2 separate regions of the Homo sapiens genome follow, and region 1 is linked to region 2. A link is an interaction called in ENCODE POLR2A ChIA-PET data of the cell type or tissue named here. Cell type or tissue: PC-9. All regions are shown on one strand.

The links. ChIA-PET counts read pairs that join two places held together with the same protein. Peaks named below come from ENCODE experiments on the same cell type or tissue, not always from the same donor. Only the 100,000 strongest peaks of a DNase experiment are listed, where the experiment ranks them.
Region 1: POLR2A ChIA-PET joins it to region 2 with 5 read pairs; 14 of 35 experiments call an interaction of 5 or more read pairs at or near these places.

Annotation. Positions count from the first base shown.
Region 1 is chr14:61,483,694-61,487,693 of GRCh38, reverse strand. PRKCH (protein kinase C eta) reads right to left here. Exons shown (of 14, transcript NM_006255.5): 10 at 2,038-2,192. Among named protein-coding and RNA genes, the nearest start is that of PRKCH-AS2, 60 kb to the left of the region's middle. In PC-9, no CTCF peak of the experiment used is centred here; a DNase peak (open chromatin) is centred at 2,343; H3K4me3 peaks cover 355 bases; H3K27ac peaks cover 1,592 bases.
Region 2 is chr14:61,766,724-61,770,723 of GRCh38, reverse strand. It overlaps SNAPC1 (small nuclear RNA activating complex polypeptide 1), which reads right to left. Exons shown (of 10, transcript NM_003082.4): 2 at 3,689-3,848; 3 at 3,372-3,512; 4 at 1,984-2,088. Among named protein-coding and RNA genes, the nearest start is that of SNAPC1, 6.3 kb to the right of the region's middle. In PC-9, no CTCF peak of the experiment used is centred here; no DNase peak of the experiment used is centred here.

The DNA of each region.
Region 1 (4,000 bases), 280 kb after region 2:
CTTGTTGTTAATATTATTTTGATCTGCAGCAGAAGTCCCTGTCAAGTAGGGGAGTCATTACTTACATGTAGTTTTTAAAACTACATGTGGAAACGTCTCTCTTCGGGGCAAGCGGAGTGGAGATGGCTGGATTAGCCGCGGAGAGGAGAACAAAAATGGAATTTACTGCCTGGAGTCTGATAGCATGAGGACGACGCTTAACTCCCTTCACCATCAGAGATCATACCAGCAACCTCCACAAAGCATACACTGGAAAGAAAGTGGAGAGTGGGAAAAAAATGCTGTGATCTAATCCCCACAGCCTGGTCAAGAAAGCTCAAAACAAGCTGCCTAATCAACCTGCTGCAGCCCCGTGACCTAAGAACGAGCAGAGATCCTAGACTGCTTTCAAACAGGTGGCTCCCACTGTCCTTATCCAGGCTGGTTCCCAGTTCTGCACCCTCTTCCCTCCTGCACAGTGCCGTGAGGCTGTGATAAATGCACTGTATGGAGTTGAGGTCTAGGGGATCTGCACTGAGAATGAATTAGAGAAGTGTCTCTGTGGTACCTGCCACACCTGCTATGCAGTGCTTGCGTTCCCACTTATCTCCAGCACCACCCACCAGTCTTACTGCACTCTCTCTAAGAGAGTTACTACTTGTTCTCTTCCTATTTTGACTCCCACGGTATTTAAGAATATTCACTGTTTTTAAAGCTCTTATAATTTAATAATGATGTCAATACTGTCATGAGTTTATGATAGGAACTGCATTTAACAAGGTTAATAAATAGCAAATTTCAATCAGGAAATCCTTTACTTTGGCATTCATGCCCCTAATATACGAAAATTTTTCTCTAAGGAAAGCAACAATTGCATCTCAAGAGAAAAAGAGTTTATGTGAGCTGGGTGTGGTGACTCATGCCTGTAATCCTAGCACTTTAGGAGGCCAAGGTGGGAGGATTGCTTGAGGCCAGGAGTTCAAGACCGACCTAGCCAAAATAGCAAGACACTGTCTTAAAAAAAAAAAAAGAAAGAAAGAAAGAAAAGAAATAAAACAATAAAAAAGAAAAAAGAGCATATGTGCAATTAGGTGAGGACACTAACAGCAGAAAAAAAAACAGGAAAATGTGAGAATAAAAATTATCTAACATTCACTATTACACTTCTCACTGTCTCCAACCTTCTCTCTGACTAAAGTTACATTTGATATCTGTTGAATTCTGAGACTTAACAACATCAAGCAGATTCGGAGTCCATTCAAAGTATGGTATATTATGATCAAAAGATTGTGTGTCACAAAATGGAGAATCAAATATTTGGGAGGGGGCTACACACGGAAGATATTATCATGCAGGACACTGCTCACAAGTGGCTCACCTAGCTCCTGACTGGTGAGCCATGCTCCACATGACTGTAATTCTTGTAACTTAGAGCAGGTTAGCCACACCCTTTAGTTAAGGTGTAGATTCTTAAAATGGAATAGAATCATGGTTAAGGGATTCACTTCAAATGTTAAAATGAAAAAAAGAGAACAACAGTGTGTTTAGCACCCTGCAGGTCTTGGCTATGACAGGTCCTTAGCAAACTGGGGCTGAACCAATTCATGAATAAACAGTCTCTTCTGAGACTGTCGGGCCTATTTTATGAATACAAAGTGAGGCAAATTTTAGATTGCAGGCAGTGTTTATTACTGTTATTAATTTATCCTAATGGATCCTTGGAACCTTTGTGAAGCCTGGGCAACATTGCAAGACCCCTGTCTCTACAAAAAATAAAAAATAAAAATTAGCCATGTGTAGTGGTGCGTGCCTGTAGTCCCAGCTATCTACTTGGGAGGTCCAGATGGACCGGCTGCAGTGAGCCATGATTGCGCCACTGCACTCCAGCCCGGGCTATGGAGTGAGACCCTGTCTCAAAAACAAAAACCAAAACAAAACTTCTGTGAATTTAATTCCAAAAAAGGTTTCAACTGATTATCATGAGAAGTGGAAGGATGGATCATACCAGGAGAGGGAAGAGGCAGTGAATTAGAAGACAGGGCAGCAACCAAAACTCACCTATAGATGATTCCTTTATCATGGAGGAACATGAGAGCCGAAATGATTTCTGCAGCATAGAAGCGAGCTCGTGCTTCATCAAAACGACGAGACTTCTGAATGTGGAACATCAAGTCACCCCCATTCACAAACTCCATCACAAAAAACAGACGATCCTGGATACAAACACAAGAGAGGGCCCAATGTGGTGTAGCAATTAACCTAGAGCTCCATCAGCAGCATATTGCCTAAGGCTGTGGCATAGAGAGGACACTGTCAAGTGGATGTATTCCAGGAAACATCCTGACCATGGGTCAGGGTGCAGTGCAACCGGTCTGGTGGGATTAGATCCCCTGGGCAGAGCAGCACCTGGATCTCCTGTAGTTCATTTCACACAGCCTTGAATTGCTACATGAAATCAAAAGTACAGAAGGCATCAGAAACCTTTGACTCGAGTTCCAGCTCTGTACCTTAAAGGTCATGTACCTGGAGAGAGAATGTAAATCGAAAGGTAAATGCCTTTAATCTGGAACATGTGGGGTTAATTACCCAAAGTAAAGGACACCTAGCAGGTGCTCTAGTTCTCACAAATGGGCAGAGAACAATCACAGAAAAAGAACACCCCTTTAGACAAGTCAGCCAAACAGAAGTGGAGGCCGGGTGCAGTGGCTCATGCCTGTAATCCTACCAATTTGGGAGGCCTATGTGGGTGGATCCCTTGAGCCCAGGGGTTCAAGACCAGCCTGGGCAATATAGCAAGAGGTTGTCTATACAAAAAAATAAAAAAAAAATTAGGCAGGAGGATCACCTGAGCCCGGGAAGTAAAGGCTGCAATGAGCTGTGATTGTGCCACGGCACTCCCACCTGAGCGACAGGAGTAAGACTCCTTCTTCCAAAAAAAAAAAAAAAAAAAGGAAGCCAAATGACAGCCTCACAGTAGCATCCACATTGGAAATACCACTCAGTCCTTCAAAAGATTGAGTCAAGAGTCGGAATGTAGAAATGAGCGAGATGCCATCTCCCCCTTAAGTGACTCTCAACCTAGCAGGTAAAAGTGGACTCTTAAAAGTCACTATGCAGTGTACTAAATACTATGCAAGTAGTGTGAATAAAGTGCTATGGAAATCATGACTGCTTCATGAAAGAAACGTGTAGGTCTCATTTAAAAAGTGATCCAAGATTTATCTAAGTGTAAAACGTTTTGCTTCAAGCACCTCTAAGATAAATGGGTTTCCTCACTCCTTCCTGTGACATTTATGAAATTCCTGATTAGCTGGTGCTGAGTTCGGAGCCGGGATCCCATAGAGAGTAGAGCAGACACAGCCTCTCCCCATACAGAGTTTGGTGTGAGAAACACATTACTCAAAAAAAAAAAAAAAAAAAAAAGTGACACAAGCAGATTGACAAATTCTGGTAAATCCTGTGAAGGAAAAGCAGAGGAAGCGTGATATCTGGTCACCTGCCTGGGGGTCAGGCGACGTCTCTGAGCAAGGGAAACATGAGCTAAGGCCCACAGGATGAGTGCCATCGACTTGGGACCCCGTGATACCATTTTGTGGGATTGCAGATTATTTTGCGAGGAAAGTGGTATTTTACCAACGGATGCAGATACACAGAACCTATCATTATTTTTGGGTGAGACAGGGTCTCATTCTGTCACCCAAGCTGAAGTGCAGTGGCACGATCTTGGCTCACTGCAGCCTTGACCTCCAGGGCTCAAGCAATCCTCCTACCTCAGCCTCTGGAGTAGTTGGGACTACAGGCGTGCGCCACCACACCCGGCTTTGATTTTTAGTAGAGATGGGGTCTCATTATATTGCCCAGGCTGGTCTCGAGTCCTGAGCTCAAGCAATACTCCCACCTCAACCTCCCAAAGTGCTGGGATTACAGGCATGAGCTACCACACCCAGCCTTGAACCTATCTTTATTTGTGGTTGTAAGTGCCACCGGCTTTGCACAGGGTGTTTCCACACATTCACAGCTG
Region 2 (4,000 bases):
TCAATTTTTCATACAATGTGGTGGGGGAGAGGGACATGGACCATCTCCAGGCCAGAGATTAAGGATCCTTGCTCAAAAATAAAGTTACTTTACAGAACAGACCCAGAGTGCTCCCAAAAATCAATTTGCTACCTGAATTACAAACAACCTGACAGGCTGATGTTATTGCAACGTGGGGGCGACCGGGCACAGTGGCTCACACCTGTAAACTCACCACTTTAGGAGGCCAATGCAGGCAGATCGCTTGAGGCCAGGAGTTCAAGACCAACCTGGTCAACACAGTGAAACCTCACCTCTATTAAAAATAGAAAAAATTAGTTGGGCATGGTGGTGCACAACTGTAATCCCAGCTACTCAGTGGGTTGAGACACAAGAATCACTTGAAACTAGGAGGCAGAGGTTGCTGCAAGCCAAGATCGTGCCACTACATTCCAGCCTGGGTGACAGAGGAAGATCCTGTGTCAGGGACAAGAAAAAAAAAAAAAAAAAGAACATGGGGGCATCTAAACAAACATTTGAGTAAATCTAAGATCTGATCCCTGTCTTTCAATTGTAATACAAGAAAAGACTGAGTAGGGCTGGAGAAAAAGGGAATTAACATTTATTAAGGGTATATACTGTGTGTAATATACCACACTCAGCACTATTTAGGCATCACCTCATTTCAATTTGCAGAACAACCGAATGAAATAAAATATTATAATCCTAATAGTAATGAGGGAGACATTTAGGCTTAAAGAAAATTTAAAAGCACGACCAAAGTGTCCCCTTACCCTCTCGTCTCCTCTCTATATGTTCTTTTGAAATATCATTGATTTGGAATACTGTAACCCTGTACTGAGATTTTGTTTCAACCTCAAAGCAATGCTTTTCTACTCATGCTTAAAAAGATTTGTAACACTACTTATCCATGCATAAGATTTTTCCCAATACTGTACACTCAAACAAAATACGAAAATATATTATCAAAATAGACTCACTGTTTTCAATGGTAGGTTTTAAAATAAATGTTAAAACTCAGGAAGTAGGCTGGGTGCAGTGGCTCACGCCTGTAATCCCAGCACTTTGGGAGACAGAGGTGGGCAGATCACCAGGTCAGGAGATCGAGACCATCCTGGCTAACACGGCAAAACCCTGTTTCTACCAAAAATACAAAAAATCAGCCGGGCATGGTGGCACACGCCTGTGGTCCCAGCTACTCGGGAGGCTGAGGCAGGAGAATTGCTTGAACCTGGGAGGCGGAGGTTACAATGAGCTGAGATTGCACCACTGCACTCCAGCCTGGGTGACAGAGCAAGACTCCGTGTGAGAAAAAAAAAAAAAAAAAAAACCTCAGGAAATAAATGCACATTGGTTTTTTTGTTTTTCAAAACGGAATCTTGCTCTGTTGCCCAGGCTGGAGTGCAGCGGTGCGATCTCAGCTCACTGCAACCTCTACCTCTGGGGTTTGTGATTCTCCAGCCTCAGCCTCCCCAGTAGCTGGGACCACAGACGTGCGCCACCATGCCCAGCTAACTTTTGTATTTTTAGTAGAGACGGGATTTCACCATATTGGCCAGGCTAGTCTCAAACTCCTGACTTCGTGATCCACCCACCTCGGCCTCCCAAAGTGCTGAGATTACAGGTGTGAGCCACCATGCCTGGTCATGTATATTGTTTTTTTAAAAAAGTAAGTAAAGTCACTTTAAACTCTTGTTTTATGACCTAACTAAAGTCAAATACAAACAATAGTTTTAGTAACAGAATCCACACATCTTCAGTCCAGGTCCAGTCTTCTACATCTTTTTTTCTCACGCTATTTCAAGATTTGTAAGCCTTGATATATTTAGGCTATTTTATGTCTGATACTCTAGAGAAATAGCATCCTAGAGTGGTTAAAATCATTAGAAAAATCAGTATCCAGTAGATGAAGGTATAACCTCAATATGTAGTTGGCAATAAAACAATTTTTAAAAATTTTCAAGAGCATAAAAGAAAATTTACCTCTAATACATCAGAAGTGATAAGTTTCATCACACGATCACTTGGGTCCTTAAATTCTTCTGTAACTTCAGCTCGGTGAATTTTTTTCTTCATCCTATATGACAGCTATGTGATAATACGTGTCTTTTTAAATGAGTATCTTTTAAACAGTATTGTTAAAAGTATTGAAATATAAGCCAGCACTAAAAATTGTCTATAAGTAAACACAGATAAAACAAAACCAGCTGTAAGGGTACATCTGTTAAATATCCACGTTCCAAAGACTGTTAGACTTGTGAAGTATCCTCTCACATGCCATGCCACATGCCTACAAATTCAGATAAGACAGAAATTACATAATTTGCCAGCTAATGGCAGAACCAGAACTAGTGCTCTTCAACCTAGTGTCTCAATTACCACTAGATTAAAAAAAAACAAATGCTATTAGAAGTTTCAACTTTTCACCAAAGAATTTTTAACAATTTTGTACGTCTTTCAGTAACCTCCTCTGATGTTTGAGACATGAGCAAATGCAGATGCCAAATCTAATTTGTTCTCAAAACAGTTCGCTTAATATGTGGCACCCAGATACACTGCATTTAAAAAGCAAAGGCTAAATTTTTGCTTGCAGAAAAAAAAGTAGTAATTAGAAAATACCTTCTCCTATTTTAAAAAAGCTACAAGGCCGGGCATGGTGGCTCACCTGAGGTGAGCAGCACTTTGGGAGGCTGAGGCGGGTGGATCACCTGAGGTCAGGAGTTCAAGACCAGCCTGACCAATATGGTGAAACCCCATCTCTACTAAAAATACAAAAATTAGCTAGGCGTGGTGGAGGGCGCCTGTAGTCCCAGCTACTCAGGAGACTGAGACAGGAGAATTGCCTGAACCCTGGAGGCGGAGGTTGCAGTGAGCTGAGATAGCACCACTGTACTCCAGCCTGGGCGACAGGGCAAGACTCTGTATCAAAAAGGCACACACACACAAAAAAAGTTACAAGCCAGGCCGGGCGCAGTGGCTCACGCCTGTAATCCCAACACTTTGGTAGGCCAAGGTGAGTGGATCACGAGGTCAAGAGATCAAGACCATCCTGGACAACATGGTGAAACCTTGTCTCTACTAAAAATACAAAAATTAGCTTGGTGTGGTGGCGCATGCCTGTAGTCCCAGCTACTCAGAAGGCTGAGGCAGGAAAATCCCTCGAACCCGGGAGGCGGAGGTTGCAGTCAGCCGAGATGGTGCCACTGCACTCCAGCCTGGGCGACAGAGCAAGACTCTGTCTAAAAAAAAAAAAAGCTAAAAGTCTTGAACACTATCAATACTTATTCCATTTTCTGGAGATTGAGAGGTTTTATGGACAATAAAGTATAATTGCTCATTTTGAAAAAACCAAATTATTTTAGGCAACATACCAATTTGGGCATTGCTGTAAAGTGAAATGCTCTGTCTAGTCGTAGCTTCCTAAAAATATAAGCTGCATCAAAATGCTGTGCATTTACTAAATCTTGCTGAAATTTTAAAACTTCATCCCAATCCTTCAGGGCAACTCTGATCTGCAACCAGGAAGAAAAAAAAGTTGTACTAAATGTAAATATTTTTTCACAAACATATTATAATTTTAAAATACTGGCATTTTATTTAAATCATATTTAATCATATAATATTTATTATAAAAATATGGTACTTGTTTTACATTTCTGCTAAGGAAAAATAACTCACTAAGTATTACCTTTTGTTTTGGTTGACACAGTTGGGTATTATATAATCCATATAGCAGATACAAAGCACCAACTCTGATCTGGAAGGTGTATGGAGGTAAAAAATATCGCCAAGCCAAAGCTAAAGCTTCTTTTGTAAACATGTTCTTTTCTAAATTTCTCATTCTGCCACTAATAAACAGAGAGAAAATATATTACGACTCATTAAGTGAATAAGTAATGAACAAAAGCCAAAAGTATATACTTGTTTAAACGGTAGTTATAATTTGATGAGGATTCCATACCTGATTCTTTCATGATTCAAGCACAAAGAGATAATTTTA